Regions from separate parts of the Mus musculus genome. Here regions 2, 3, 4 and 5 are each linked to region 1. The links are chromatin contacts, found by POLR2A ChIA-PET in ENCODE. All regions are on one chromosome and are shown on one strand. Each heading gives the region's core, a stretch centred on a gene start or an enhancer-like site at or near the end of the contact. The rest is flanking DNA. Distances are from core to core; before and after follow the strand shown.

Region 1 (2,700 bases), core at 180-2,679:
TTCTAGTACCCCTTTCCAGACTGGACTAAGTAGGAATTTGGTTTCCCGCCTGAGGCAGTTATACTTTGGAGGTGGCATAGCCTTTCTCACCTGGACTGCAGGGTCTGGCTCTAAGTCACAGTGCTCCTTTCTCCACACTGTATCCAAGTTGCCTCCCAGAGGAGCCACCAGTTCTTATGGGTGGCAGTGGGTGGGGGTGGGGGGGTCTCTTCTCTCCAGCTGACTAAACATTTTTCTGTACCAGTTAATTTTTCCAACTAATAGAATAAAGGCAGTTTTCTAAATTTCCTGTATTCTCTTGTGTGTTGCTTTCGCCGGAAAGACTCCCCTGGAGAGGCTTCTTGAATGGCACCAGCTCCTCCTACTCCCTCCCTCTTCTAGACTAACCTTTTGTCTCCTCCCAAGAACATGGAAGTGGTTTCCCTGTGACACGTTCAAATCTAAAAAGTGGAGTGGAAGCCGGGTGTGGTGGCGCAGGCCTTTCATCCCAGCACTCGGGAGGCAGAGGCAGGTGGATTTCTGAGTTCGAGGCCAGCCTGGTCTACAATGTGAGTTCCAGGACAGCCAGGGATATACAGAGAAACCCTGTCTAAAAAAGACAAAAAAAAAAAAAAAAAAAAAAAGTGGAGTGGAATGTCATAGAGGGGACATGAGGGGCTGGGTTTTCTGGACTAAGACCAAACTGCACTGGGGGCAGGAATCTAGGACCACTAGAAGCACGTGTTCTGAGAGGAGCTAGGTTAGAGTCTGGAGCAGGGAGTCCTGCACTGCTGTCCACCCTTACAAAAACAACCAAAAGAAATTGCCTTTGATAGCGCTGTTAGTGCTACTAAAAAAAAGTCAGGCATGGGTGGTACAAGCCTTTAGTACCAGCACTCGGGATGAAAGCAAAGAGACAGGTAAATCTCTTGAGTTCTAGGCCTGCCTGGGCTACTGAACAAGCCTTAGTACAGCCAAGACTGCATACAGAAACACTGATGAGATGGAGACACCCCCCAAGACAAAACAAAACGAAAACATGCACTTGGAGTTCCAGGCGAGCCAGGGCTCTGTAGAGACCTTGTCTCAGAAACAAAACACTGGCCACCTGATGCGACGCAGCTCCTCTTGAGTTCAATTCCCAAATTATCACCGAGTGGAAGGAGAGAACCAACTCTGACCTCAACATGCATGCTCCTTCGATTTAATTAAACAATAAGTGTAATTAAACTTATGTTTTTAAAACCCTATAACCTTATGACTAGAAACGTGTGGGTAAAGTTACACAATATAAGGGAGCTGTGCGTGAGCTGCTTTAGCCGTTGTTATTGCCAGAGGCCATCTTCCTAGGCGGGACTCTAGACTAATTAAGAAACGGTTGAGTAAGACAGAGCTGGAAGATCCCCGCCTAAGCAAGCAGCTTCCTTCCAGACTAGTGCTACAGGAGCTAGACCAGACCCGCCCTAGGCACCTCCAGGCGCTTTAGCCCGGCCGCACCCTCTTCCCTGTTCCTCGATGGGGGGAGGGTAGAGGCCGGATAAGGCGGGACCCTGAGACTTAGAGCTGGCTGCCAGCCGGAAAGAAAGCGATGCCACGTGATCTCAGCACCATCCAGTTAAAAGGAGGTGCAGGGCCCTGTGAGCGCTAGTACGGATTCCACGTTTGAGTCCCAACATCTCCAGTATGTGTGCTGCTCGGCTCTCCGCGGCGGCACAGTCCACCGTGTATGCCTTCTCCGCGCGCCCGCTGACGGGCGGGGAGCCTGTGAGCCTGGGCTCCCTGCGGGGCAAGGTGCTGCTCATTGAGAATGTCGCGTCTCTCTGAGGCACCACGATCCGGGACTACACCGAGATGAACGATCTGCAGAAGCGTCTGGGACCTCGTGGACTGGTGGTGCTCGGTTTCCCGTGCAATCAGTTCGGACACCAGGTATATGGGGCGAGATGGGTGGCCTTGGGCTCTAGGCTCCCACGGGCGGGACACCGCTTACTTTCTCCTCTGGTACTACAGCTGGAATGCAGGCCTATCCTCGGTTATACAAGGAGGGCAACTTCCTGGTGACTCATCGGGAAACCTCTGTTTTGCAGTTAAAAAGCACATTCTTTCCGAAATCCTAGCACATAAATAAATGCCTTTGTCTTCCCTAGGAGAATGGCAAGAATGAAGAGATTCTGAATTCCCTCAAGTACGTCCGACCTGGTGGCGGGTTCGAGCCCAATTTTACATTGTTTGAGAAGTGCGAAGTGAATGGTGAGAAGGCTCACCCGCTCTTTACCTTCCTGCGGAATGCCTTGCCAACACCCAGTGACGACCCCACTGCGCTCATGACCGACCCCAAGTACATCATTTGGTCTCCGGTGTGCCGCAACGACATTGCCTGGAACTTTGAGAAGTTCCTGGTGGGCCCCGACGGTGTTCCCGTGCGCAGGTACAGCCGCCGCTTTCGTACCATCGACATCGAACCTGACATAGAAACCCTGCTGTCCCAGCAGTCTGGCAACTCCTAAGGCGGCCCTGGCATTGGCTTGGTGATTACTGGCTGCACTCTGGGGGGCGGTTCTTCCATGATGGTGTTTCCTCTAAATTTGCACGGAGAAACACCTGATTTCCAGGAAAATCCCCTCAGATGGGCGCTGGTCCCATCCATTCCCGATGCCTTTCCACCTAATGAAAGGTGGTTTCACTACTAAGAATAAAGTGCTGAATATCAGAATTGTTTGT
Region 2 (2,720 bases), core at 51-2,550, 150 kb after region 1:
TCTGACCCCCAAGCCTGGTCCCCATTCCTGAAACCTGGTCCTGATACCTGTAGACCCTGATCTCCCCTCTTCCTCAGGAGCCGGGCCGAGGGTGAGAGACAGAAGGCAGAGACAGTCCAAGCGGCACTGGAGGAGGCTCAGAGGGCACAAGGAGCTGCTCAGGGTGCCATCTGGGGAGCAGTGGTTGACACACAAAACACAGAGCAGACCCTGCAGCGGGTATGACTTCCTTAGGACGAGGTGATGGGCATGTACTAAGGATCTGGCTTGCTTTGTCTGGGACAGGGAGGTCTTACTGTGTAGCCCTGGGCAGCCTGGAAGTTACAGAGATCAACTTGCTTCTCCTTCTCAGTTGCTGGTACTAAAGGTGGATTTGTTAAACCTGGGCCTTTCTGTGGCAGGTCCAGGAGAGGATGGCAGGTGCAGAGAAGTCTCTGAACTCTGCCGGTGAGCGGGCTCGGCAATTAGACGCCCTCCTGGAGGCCCTGAAACTGAAACGGGCAGGAAATAGCCTGGCAGCATCTACAGCGGAAGAAACAGCAGGCAGTGCCCAGAGCCGTGCCAGGGAGGCTGAGAAAGTGGGTTGGGCGAAGCCCTCTGGATGGGGTAGGGGTATTATAGTTAGAATTCCACTGAATTAGTATACCGACCCTGCCTCTTACATCTGCAGCAACTACGGGAACAAGTAGGTGACCAATACCAAACAGTGAGGGCGTTGGCAGAGCGGAAGGCTGAAGGTGTTCTGGCTGCACAAGCCAGGGCAGAACAACTGCGGGATGAGGCTCGGGACCTGTTGCAGGCCGCTCAGGATAAGCTGCAGCGGCTACAGGGTGAGGACCATGGTGGGCGGGAGCTAGAAAGGTGGGCTTGCGTGAGAAAAGACTTGAACTATTTCTTGACCCTTCTAGAGCTGGAGGGCACATATGAGGAGAACGAGCGTGCACTGGAGGGCAAAGCGGCCCAGCTGGATGGGCTGGAAGCCAGGATGCGCAGTGTGCTCCAGGCCATCAACTTGCAGGTCCAGATCTACAACACCTGCCAGTGACCACTCCCTAGGGCCTAGCCTTGTCGCCAAGCACTGTTCTGCACACGATCGTCCGCACATTAAAGAGCTCCTGGCTAGCAAGAGCTTTCAATAAACCTGTGTGAACCTCCTCTGTGTTGTCTGGCCTTTGATGGGAGGGGCGGAGGACCTTTATACACGCCATCAGCTGTAGGCTACCAGCAGAGGCCGAGCACCGGAACCCCTCCTCTTCCTTTCCCGCCCTCCCCAAAGCTGCCCTTCACCAAGAGCTCCCACTCTTGCCGGAAGTGCGTCATCAGCTCGGCACCCCGCCTCCCGTAGCCGTAGCTAGAAGTCGAAACAAAACAAGCGGCTGAAGCAGCGGCGAAGGCGGCGGTGGCGGAGGAGCCGGGACGGGGGAGGGGCGCGCCGGAACCGGAACCGACCCGACGCCGGAACCGGAATCGAGAGCGTGTTGCCAGGGCCCGAAGAGGGCTGGTGGCGGCGGTCTCGCTCGGTGAGTGGTGTGGGCCTCAAGTCGCCGGTTTGGCCGCAGCGGGGGAAGGCCGCAAGGTTGGCCCGGGGCGGGCCTGTTCAAGGTCACGGGCCGTGCCAGCCCCGACATCTCGAGCCTCGCGGCGTGCTCGGCCTACCGATGCCGACCGAGCCGTTATGCTACCCCTGTGGCCGGCCTCTCTGTTTTTAAGAGGATTAGCGGCGAGCGAGGGTGGCTTCCTGGAGGAGGTGGTGGCAGGCCTGGGATTCGGAGGCTGGAGGAGGGCAGCATCCTAGCCGGGGCGTTGGTCTGCGTTCAGTAACTCTGCGCAGCTTCTCTAACCAGCTGGGATCTCCGGATAGTTTCTCTGCCGCTTCGACGGCTTTCAGAGCATGGGGGAGGGATTCCGGCTGTGAATCGGGCCTCGGTGTAAGGAGGAAACGGCGGGTGCTCTGCCCAGAGGCCTGGACGGACTGTCACTAAAGATTCCGCTCATCACTCTTATCGTCCAAGGGTATTTTTATCACCCCACTCTCCCCTAAGGGAACACAGGCTACAGTTCAATCTCCTTCGTCTCGCAAGCCGGGCTTGAGGCTGCCAGGGCTAGTACTAGGTCTACGTTCCATCTCCACCCTCACTAGTTTTGAGAACTTCACTTTGGATGGAGGGAGCCCGAATCCACACACAGGTGGGAAACAGATCAGGCCTCCGTGGCTCAGAGCTGATGATGAAGGAAGGAACCTGGAGACAGGGGTGATGTCTGTTTCGTTGTTAAGCCTATCACCGTGTCTTAAAACTGGAGTCCACTCCTCATTTTTTTTTTTTTCGAGACAGGGTTTCTCTGTGTAGCCCTGGCTGTCCTGGAACTCACTCTGTAGACCAGGCTGGCCTCGAACTCAGAAAATCCGCCTGCCTCTGCCTCCCAAGTGCTGGGATTAAAGGCGTGCGCCACCACCACCCGCCTCCACTCCTAATCTTTAAGGCTGAGGAGAGAGAGATCGATCCTTCTTTAGGTGGAAACAAAAGATCAAGTTTCAGGAGCTGGTTTATGGCAAAAAATAGGAGCCGGCAGGAAGCAGACTAGATGCTTTAGTACCAGAGCCTTTCTGGTTAGTGGCAGCACCTGGGGCCGTTTTCAGCTTCAGAGTCTGCCCTTCTGCTGCTCTGACTATTCCTTGGTCTCCCTCTCTGCTGCCTGACTCCTTCACTCTCTACTTGTCT
Region 3 (2,750 bases), core at 49-2,548, 180 kb after region 1:
CTTTCAGATTGTCTTCAACCGAACTGTCACACTAAAAGAAGACCCAGGCAAAATATGAACTGAATACATGTGGCCCTACCTCATCCTGGAGGCTGGGGGTGCCCTTCAGCACTCCACACTCCGTTTCAATAAAGAATAACTAAATCCCTCTGGCGTCTCTCTGTTGTCTGCCTTTCTAATATCTGAGGACCCTGGAGAAATAGTTTGTTAGCTGGCAGTGGTGGGTCTCATATGTCTTCTGGAAGAATGCACTTCCCCAGAAAAGAGCCAGCCACAAAGTCACTACTGCACTTGGTTCTCAAAGGCAGGTGCATGGCTGGAATTAGCTCAGCACTTACTATGATAAACCTGAGAACCCCAGAGATGCTGTTGCACAGTCACCAGTCCTATGGAGGGATCTAGGTTTGTGTCTTTGTGGCTAGAGATCAAGAGACACATGACCCCCCGTGTGATCATTTAGAAAAAAGCCCTGTCAACTATTTAAGCATAGTGAGATAAATCATGAATGCTGTTGTGGCCTTTCCAGTTTGGGGACCCCAGCAAACTCCCTGGATGTCTATACGGTGCTGAGATGAGATTCCTGGCTATGCTGGCCCTTGGATTGGACCCCGTCTCAGAAATTGACTTCTGAAGAATTTGAAGATTAGAGTTTGCTAGGACAGGAACAAGTGCAGAAGGCACTAAGGTTTGCCCCAGACTGAGGGCCCCCTGGGTTGCTGGGAGCTTCTGGTGAGGCTGTAGGTGAGTGCCTGCAGCTTTAAAGCCTTCCACATTTTCCCTGTATACAAACACTAGGCTACCCAAGGCCTGCTTTAAGGTGGACCTGACTGTGGCAAAGCGATCTCAGATGAGAGGTGGTGCTGGGGGTTCCTGAAGCTGTTTTCTCCCGTGCACTAACGCCCCGAGCGCTTCCCAGGCGCGGCACAATGGTTAAAGCTGCGCCCAGTTCAGGGGTTTGAAAGGGGGCCACCTTAACCACGAGGCCGAGCTAGGCCCGGCCCCGCCTCGCGTGGAACTGTGCAACTAGAGGAGGCGCTAGCGGGACACCGTAGGTGGCTTCAAAAAGCATGCTTTCAGACCCAGGGCAGGGGCAAAATACCCCTGGATGCTGAACCCCGGGCCTAAGCCCCGCCCCGCATGGAGGGGTGCCCATGGGCGTGGCGCTCCTTCCCACAACGAGGGGTACGCTCTCCACTCCAACCGGTTCCCTCTGTGGCTGCAGCGTTCCCTTTAAGCCTGGCAGGCAGCTCTCGCGGGATCCGACGCTCCGGTTCTCGCGAGAAGGGCCTTCGGCTCCCATTGGCCGTGAGGGCTGAATGTAAGATGGCGCCCAGGGAGCTGTGAGGAGAAAATCCTGTCGGTCTCGGAGCGGCGACGGCAGAACCGAGGCCCCGGGCGGTGAAGCGGGGCCGGCGGGTAGAACGGAGGCAGCGGCGGCGGTGACGTCGCCGGGTGAGGGCTCTGGTGAGGGCGGGGACGCAGCAAGGCTCTGGCTCGAAGGCGGCAGGCCCACCCTACACAACGGCGGGCGGGCGGGGGCGGGCGGGCCGCTGCCGCTGGGCCCAGGCGACCTCAGGGCGGCTTCAGAGCGGAGAACGTCCCTCGGCTCGCGAGCCTCCGCCCCACGGGTGGGGGAGGGGCGGGCCTGAGGGGCGGGTGGGCGCGGCGCACGGGGGCGCGCGGAGGCGCGCGCGCACGAGCGTGGCTTTTTTTTTTCTTTTTTTTTTTTTTCTCATTTTTCTGCGCGCGCGCGTGCGTTATCGTGCGCGCTGTGCGGTCCTCTCGTTGCGCGTAGCCGCCCGACGTGCGCGTCCCCGTTGGCTCTCAGCTGTGGCCCGTGGGCTAGAACGGCTTCCGGGGCGCGCGCCACCCCGCGACCCCCCGGTTTTGCGGCGCGCGCCCTGCTGTTGGTCGCTCACGCTGTCCGGAGTGCGCGCCGGACGCCCCTTCCAAGAGGAGGGCAGACGGGCGGGCGGGCGAGCGGCCTGGCGGACGACCGACCTGCCGACTGGGGAAGGTTGAGGGTTGGGCCCTTGTCCTCGTGACGTCCGGGGCAGCGGTGGCCTAGGTCTGCGGAGAAACATAGCGGCTTTGCGGTCTGGCTTGCGGCTCCGCTCCTCCGGGAGGCGGACAGGAGTGCTCGTACTAACTGAAGAATGCTGTTACTTAAGCGAGGCCCAAGGACTGGGTGGGTGCTTGGGGAGGGTGCTGCTCTGCTTGGGAAACCGAGTCCTGCTGGCCGGAGAGGGCATTGGGTCCCCATGGGTTTCCTCACCTTGTACTGGTGCTTTGTGCTGAGGAGAGAAGGTTACCATTACCAGGCCCCGCTTTTCTTCCATTAGAACCGATTCTTCCATAAGCGCAGTTGATACACGTCACCTCTGTGCGCTCCGGAAAGAGATCCTCCTCTGTATATGGTATCAAACTCTCGGAGCTCTAAAATTCCGCTTTAAATCCTCACTTAAATGCAGCCTCCCCCCCCCCTTTTTTTTTTCCACCTCCGCGTGGGTGGGAGGGGCTTGCCTTTCTGTTCTTGATAAGGGCTGTTTCTTAACCTTGATTAACTTGATCAATGCTTTGCCGGTTTTTTTCTTTGTAATTTCTAAAATGTCCAGCAAAAATTTCTAAAATCTGCCTGTCACTATAAAAACTATGTAACTGAAGTTCTTCTCAGCTTTTTTTTTTCTTTCCACATTTTGTTTCAGTGCTGTGATCTTCTATCTAGGAAATTCTAGGTTTGTGATGGAGAA
Region 4 (2,700 bases), core at 147-2,646, 240 kb before region 1:
GGGGTTGCAGGTCAGGAAGGTGCCAAGTCGTCCCCCCCAACAGCCTTGTGCTGGCCCCCTTACTGGTCACAACCTCTTAGCTGAGTCTCTGTCTCTGTCTGTCTGTCTGTCTCTCTCTCCTTTCTTTATAAGCCCTTTTAGGTCTGGCGTTATAAAATCAGAATTGGCCGCACAGGAGGCTATCTCCCAGCTAACTGGGACTCTGAAATCATACCAGCCCATGAAGCACTCCCAGCCTCAAGCTGGCTGGCCTTTTTTCTCTTCCTTAGGTTACTGACTCGACTGTCTCCAGAGTCCTAGGGACCTAGGCCCTAGTTTAGAAGAAGCTCCTAGTATTTATCAGGCCATGTCTCCAGAGACCAGACAAGCTCTCAGGGGTCAGGCACCTTGCTCTTTGCTCCCCTGAAGCCACCCAAAGTTGTCCCTGAAGGGGATAGGCACAGAGCACAACACCCTAAGGACACATGGCGACATTTATGAAAGGCTAGCAAGGCAGGTGGCTGCGGTCTTGTCTACAGACTGCTCCTGTCACACTTACTCCCCCCGGGTTTCCACACTGTTGCCCGCAGGCCCGGCAAACACCACCGAGTCTCCATCATGGAACACTAGGTACTGGCGGCAGAATCGGATGTTCTCCATTCGATCCAAGTCCCTCTGAGTCCACTCTGCAAGGGAGGCAGGGGGCTGCTCAACTTGTCTGGGCCAGTTTGGACCACTGCCCACCAATCAAGGCCTATCTTTCCCAGTCTGTCTCCGGACAGCCTGAGTATAGCCTGGACAACACTTCACTTAATATAACCTAAGCCTAGGCTCCCAGAGCCTGAGCTGACGGTCAGAGAGAACCCACTACCAACCACAGAATTTTAAGGGCAACATAGCTGTTGTTGGGTTGTAGAATGTAAGGGCCGGAGAGTCCTGCGAGGCCCACACCTTGCACTCAGGTCTGAATTTTACTCCCACACCTTCAACTCATTTACGGAATTATTTATCAGTAAGGCTAGTGCAGCCCCCAAAACACCTGTGCGCAGGAACTACAGTTGGGTTTCCTCCCCAAACCCGTGTCAAGCAGCGTGCCCTCCACAGTCCCCATCTCTCCACCTGGATGCACGGCCCGTCGCCACCCAGTTCCCTCGGTCTACACACCAGTGTGCACAGTCCGATAGAGGCCCCCATACTGCGTGGTGACCTCCGGGCCCAGGCAGGCGGCGCTCAGCGAAGGCTGGCGGCTAAGGCCCCGGTACAGCGCTGCCGCCTCCTGGGGCTCACTCAGCAGCACCTGCGCAGGGGACACACCAGGGTCAGGCTCAGCCCGGGCTACGGAGGCCACGGGGGCCACGGGCCGAGCCCTCACCTGACGCTCCATAGTCGGTCTTTCGGTAGCAGCTAAGTCCCGGAAGTGAAGCTCCGGGGGCGGGGCCTAAGGCGGTCCCCAGTTTCCGCTACACTCAGTGGCGACCTGGGACCCGCAGGGCCCTGTATAAGCTCCGGCCAGTCGGCAGGGGGCGGGGCCTGGATAGTAAGAAGGCGGGGCCTACGAAGGAGCCGCCCGGAGGGGAGGAGCGGGAAACAAAAATTCAGTCGAAGACTAGGCAAGTGGGAGGCAGAATCAGGGAGTCGAGTCCTGGGATTTTTAGAGAGGGGAGGCTCCGAGGAGTGAGGGCGGACGTATAGCAGCAGAATACAGAGCCGGTGTTCAGAGACAGGGCAGGTCTGGGAGGAGTGAAGGAAGTAGGATTGGACTCCAGCCGACTGTGAGCTGAAAGCTGCGGGATCAGAGAGAAAGCCCTGAGCGTTCGAAGGGTGGGGCTTCGGAGGAACACTAATGATCCTTAAGGATGAGGGGGCGGGGGCGGGGGCGGGGACGGGTGGGAACCGAATACAGAGACTAGCGGGTCTGTGAAAGCGGAATGTTGCGGGGCGCCTCAGTCGCAGGGATCTCTTTCAGCGCTCTCCCCATCTACTGCAAGCCAGGCGATTAGGAGTGGGAAACTTAGGTTCCCGGGTGGAGCCCTGGGGCGCCGGGCAAAGGGCGGTGCTGAACTCTCTGGGTGCTACCCTGGCTTATCAATCACCAGACTTGCCCCTAAAGCTATCTGTTGCCACAGCCTTAACCCGCCCTTCTCAGAAGCTCCTTGCTGCGGATCGTGAGCCGACTGGGTCTCAACCTACTCCAAGGGCCGATGTGGAGGGTCAGACTTCACCTAAGAGCAGCGAGCGTGCTGTGGAAAGAAGAGCCTAGGCAGACAGTCTCCTGCACACGACACAGGACTAGGTTGACTTAGGTGACAGCAGAGAGCAAGAGTGGTTGGGCAACAGTAGGTATCTCCCCCTCCTCCATATAGCTTGAGAGTGGCTGGTCTTTTAGACCAGCTATGGGCCCCCTTGAATGAGTGCTTTCTTTCTTACTTGAGGCAAAATTGATACTCTTTAATCTCTGTTTCTTATTTTCTAGTGCTGCTTAACTTATATTTGTTTAGTTTCTCTACGTAGTTCTGGCCTCAAACTCACAGAGACCCACCTATCTCTGTCTCCCAAGAGCTGGGATTAAATGTGTGGGCTATGATATCCAGCTTGAACTATTCTTGACTATACTAAGGATTAAAGTCTCAGCCATGGGGGACTGGGGGGGGGGGGGGAGTTTCGAACAAGGTAGGCAGATGTAAAGCTTGTTTGATAGCACCAGGGGGCAGCACTTGCCCA
Region 5 (2,700 bases), core at 15-2,514, 240 kb after region 1:
TCCCGGGGAATCTCTTACACCCCCATACATGTGTATAGAACCCACAGACGTTTTCTAGAATGGGACTCTCAGCTCCCTTTTGGTCATCTTGCAGCCGTTTGTTTCCCACGATCTCCTCCTCCTCGGACTCGTCAGGATTCCTCATTACCTTACTCCTCTCTTAATGTCTCTTTCTTCAAAATTCTACGGATTTCATTTCCTGAAGTTTGCCGGTCCCACCTCCAGAGAGTTTAGCTCACTGGAGCAACCCAATGTTTGCACTTGCACACACACGCACGCACACGCACACACACACATCAACTCTAGAATATACCCTCACCACAAGACAAACACGCAGCCCTGCTGAGGCTAATAATGGCTGACCCAAGGCCTAATTGTCAGTGCCAAGGGTCCTTGTAAAACCCAACACCACCATCACCAAAGGATGGCTTCGCATCAGGCCCTACTGCTTCCAGGACACTTGGCACCTCAGAGCCATCTCAGACCTTTACCACCAGACACTGAGACATGTGATTACTAACCCAGTTGGCTCAGACCCCCCAGTTGGTTCTCCAGAGGAACCTAAGCCCCAGCCTCTCTGGATACTGCTCTACTCAGAAAGCAATTTTTTGGCCCCCTCATCTTTGGGGGCGGAGCTTCAACCCTCTCCAGAAGCCACACTCCCGCCACACCCCCTGAGGCTGCCCTTTTTTTTTTTTTCTTCCTCTCCAGGGGTTTTGATCATTTGCGTTCACCTGAGGGTGCAACGTCCCTCCCCCAACATGGAACGACTGCGTCCCCCACACCTTCAAGCGTCTCTGTCCACCCTTTCCAAGCTGGCTGCAATTTATGAAGAGCTGCCACTGTCTCTCGAGCCCCGCCCTCCTCCGCCGGCCTGTGTTTCCCGCCACCTCCGAACCTGCCTTATTCCCCCCACTCCCACCCCTCGCCAGTCCCCAGCCCGCTGCCCATCCTCCTCCCCAGGGCATCCCTTTGTCCGGTGCGACCACCCAGGGAGAGGCTAGTTCTTCGCCCGCTAGCACGACTAGAGCCGACCAAGCCTCACCCGCCAGCAGCCTGTCCCCAACACACTCCAGACCCGTAACCGGGAGGAGTATGAGCTCGGAAGTCGCCCGCGGCCAGACATAGTCCCCGAAAGCGTCCATGACGTTCCTGGAGCTGCTGTGGCTGCCACGGACAAGAAGAGAGCTGCGTTCTCGCGAGAACCAGCCGTCTGGAGAGCCGCGCTGCAGAGCTCCGAAGCCCTTAGCTACAGGTAGCAAAGCCCTGGCGCTGGGCTGCGGACGTCCAATGACGACCCTGTCCCCCACGCGATCCCGCTCCTGATTGGCCGGATCAGAGTCACCCCCCCACACACACACACATGAGACTAGCCGGGAGGGGCGGTGGGCCTCCCCTCCCCCAAGCGGGCGCTTAGCTCGCCGGCCCCTGGCTGGAAGCCCTGTAGTTTTATTTAACGGAGCAGCATGGAGGCTGTACACCAATAAATAACGTGAATGTAGGAACTGCGCCTTTGATCGCGGCTGCAGGCAGGGAGGGCTAGGGCAAGAGGTCGGCCAGAACTTCAGTCTGCAGTAGGACAGAGGACCTGCAGGGTCTTTGACGTTGGGCAGCGGGTGATTCGCATCAGGGCCTTGCGTCAGAGCTCCACACGGGCATCACTGTAGGCTCGGTCCAAGGCCCACTCGGGTTGTGAGTCCATGCCACCTTCCCGAGCCAGACGAGCCATCTCCTGCTGGAACAAGGCTTGCCGTGCCCGGCTAGGGTCCACATTGATCCAGTTGTTAGCGATCCACTTGGTGCCGCGGGTGACCAGGCAGCCCCCATGCAACGAGTAGTCGTCCACTTCACCCACCCAGCCTGGGGTAAGAAGGTGACATGAACAAAGGACAAGTTAGGGAGGGGAAAACCCTAGATTGGCTCAGCCTGAGCTGTGCACACATCTAATCCCCATGGAAGGACTTGGCGTCTCACCCACTAAGGCATGGTCAACATACTGGCCCTTAAAATTAACCAAGCTTCCTTGCTTCTGAGCTTGGCTATAGCTCTTCCCAGCCTGGGTTGTGGAGAGAAGTTTCCCTGCCCCAGACAGCAGGAAGGCTGGTGCGCAAGGACGGTGGGCGGAGATAACCGAAGATACTGTACTAGTGCTACTGTGCTTTGAAATCCCTGGCTATGGAAGACAGGAACAGTCCTCCAGGAGAGCAGGAGGGAGAGATGAGTTCCCTCAGAGAAGCCCAAGACCTGGCCATGAGTAAAGCCCTCACCTTGCCCATCAGGAAGGTAGTTGTACCAAAAGACTGCAGTTCCTTGCTGGGGCTTGACACGAAGGTTGCCCTTGTCACAGTGCCTTCGAGTGTCCCGGAGATCGACATCATCCTGAATCAGACTCTGTAGGCAACAAGGTGAGGCTGTTTGTGGACTGCCTGCCATTGCAGGACCAGGCAGCCAAGGTTGGCTGGAGGGAAAACAGGCAGATGTGCCCTCGTCCCAGCTCTGGAAGGGTGTGTACACACTTGCCCAAGGCCCTACCAGCCCAAGAGTAATAACAGCTCACTGGCCCTTACCATTTCATCATAGGTCCTGTTGTCTGCCACAGGGAAGACGGTCTCACCCCCACCGGTGACATTGTTCAAATAAAACAGCACTGTCATGTAGCTGTAAGGCAGGGGGAGGCTGCTGAGTAGATCCCCAACATTC

The links. ChIA-PET counts read pairs that join two places held with the same protein, here RNA polymerase II (POLR2A).
Region 2: POLR2A ChIA-PET joins it to region 1 with 12 read pairs in embryonic stem cell. The contact joins the promoter of Usp19 here to the promoter of Gpx1 in region 1. POLR2A ChIA-PET finds 5 or more read pairs at or near these places in 4 of 5 experiments (Patski and embryonic stem cell).
Region 3: POLR2A ChIA-PET joins it to region 1 with 13 read pairs in embryonic stem cell. The contact joins the promoter of Qrich1 here to the promoter of Gpx1 in region 1. POLR2A ChIA-PET finds 5 or more read pairs at or near these places in 4 of 5 experiments (Patski and embryonic stem cell).
Region 4: POLR2A ChIA-PET joins it to region 1 with 12 read pairs in Patski. The contact joins the promoter of Apeh here to the promoter of Gpx1 in region 1. POLR2A ChIA-PET finds 5 or more read pairs at or near these places in 2 of 5 experiments (Patski and embryonic stem cell).
Region 5: POLR2A ChIA-PET joins it to region 1 with 14 read pairs in embryonic stem cell. The contact joins the promoter of Wdr6 here to the promoter of Gpx1 in region 1. POLR2A ChIA-PET finds 5 or more read pairs at or near these places in 5 of 5 experiments (Patski and embryonic stem cell).

Annotation. Positions count from the first base shown.
Region 1 is chr9:108,337,651-108,340,350 of GRCm38, forward strand. It overlaps Gpx1 (glutathione peroxidase 1), which reads left to right and starts at 1,430. Exons shown (of 2, transcript NM_008160.6): 1 at 1,430-1,908; 2 at 2,127-2,692. The coding sequence starts at 1,663. The coding sequence ends at 2,486. Rhoa (ras homolog family member A) reads left to right here. Exons shown (of 6, transcript NM_016802.5): 6 at 1-293.
Region 2 is chr9:108,489,376-108,492,095 of GRCm38, forward strand. It overlaps Usp19 (ubiquitin specific peptidase 19), which reads left to right and starts at 1,301. Exons shown (of 27, transcript NM_027804.4): 1 at 1,301-1,520. Lamb2 (laminin, beta 2) reads left to right here. Exons shown (of 33, transcript NM_008483.3): 30 at 78-219; 31 at 402-578; 32 at 671-830; 33 at 909-1,155. The coding sequence ends at 1,045.
Region 3 is chr9:108,515,789-108,518,538 of GRCm38, forward strand. Qrich1 (glutamine-rich 1) reads left to right here and starts at 1,299. Exons shown (of 10, transcript NM_175143.5): 1 at 1,299-1,452. It overlaps Qars (glutaminyl-tRNA synthetase), which reads left to right. Exons shown (of 24, transcript NM_133794.2): 24 at 8-153. The coding sequence ends at 58.
Region 4 is chr9:108,093,084-108,095,783 of GRCm38, forward strand. Apeh (acylpeptide hydrolase) reads right to left here and starts at 1,397. Exons shown (of 22, transcript NM_146226.2): 1 at 1,352-1,397; 2 at 1,144-1,276; 3 at 539-665. The coding sequence starts at 1,363.
Region 5 is chr9:108,577,449-108,580,148 of GRCm38, forward strand. Wdr6 (WD repeat domain 6) reads right to left here and starts at 1,265. Exons shown (of 6, transcript NM_031392.3): 1 at 1,046-1,265. The coding sequence starts at 1,145. It overlaps P4htm (prolyl 4-hydroxylase, transmembrane (endoplasmic reticulum)), which reads right to left. Exons shown (of 9, transcript NM_028944.4): 7 at 2,568-2,658; 8 at 2,268-2,391; 9 at 1,414-1,860. The coding sequence ends at 1,640.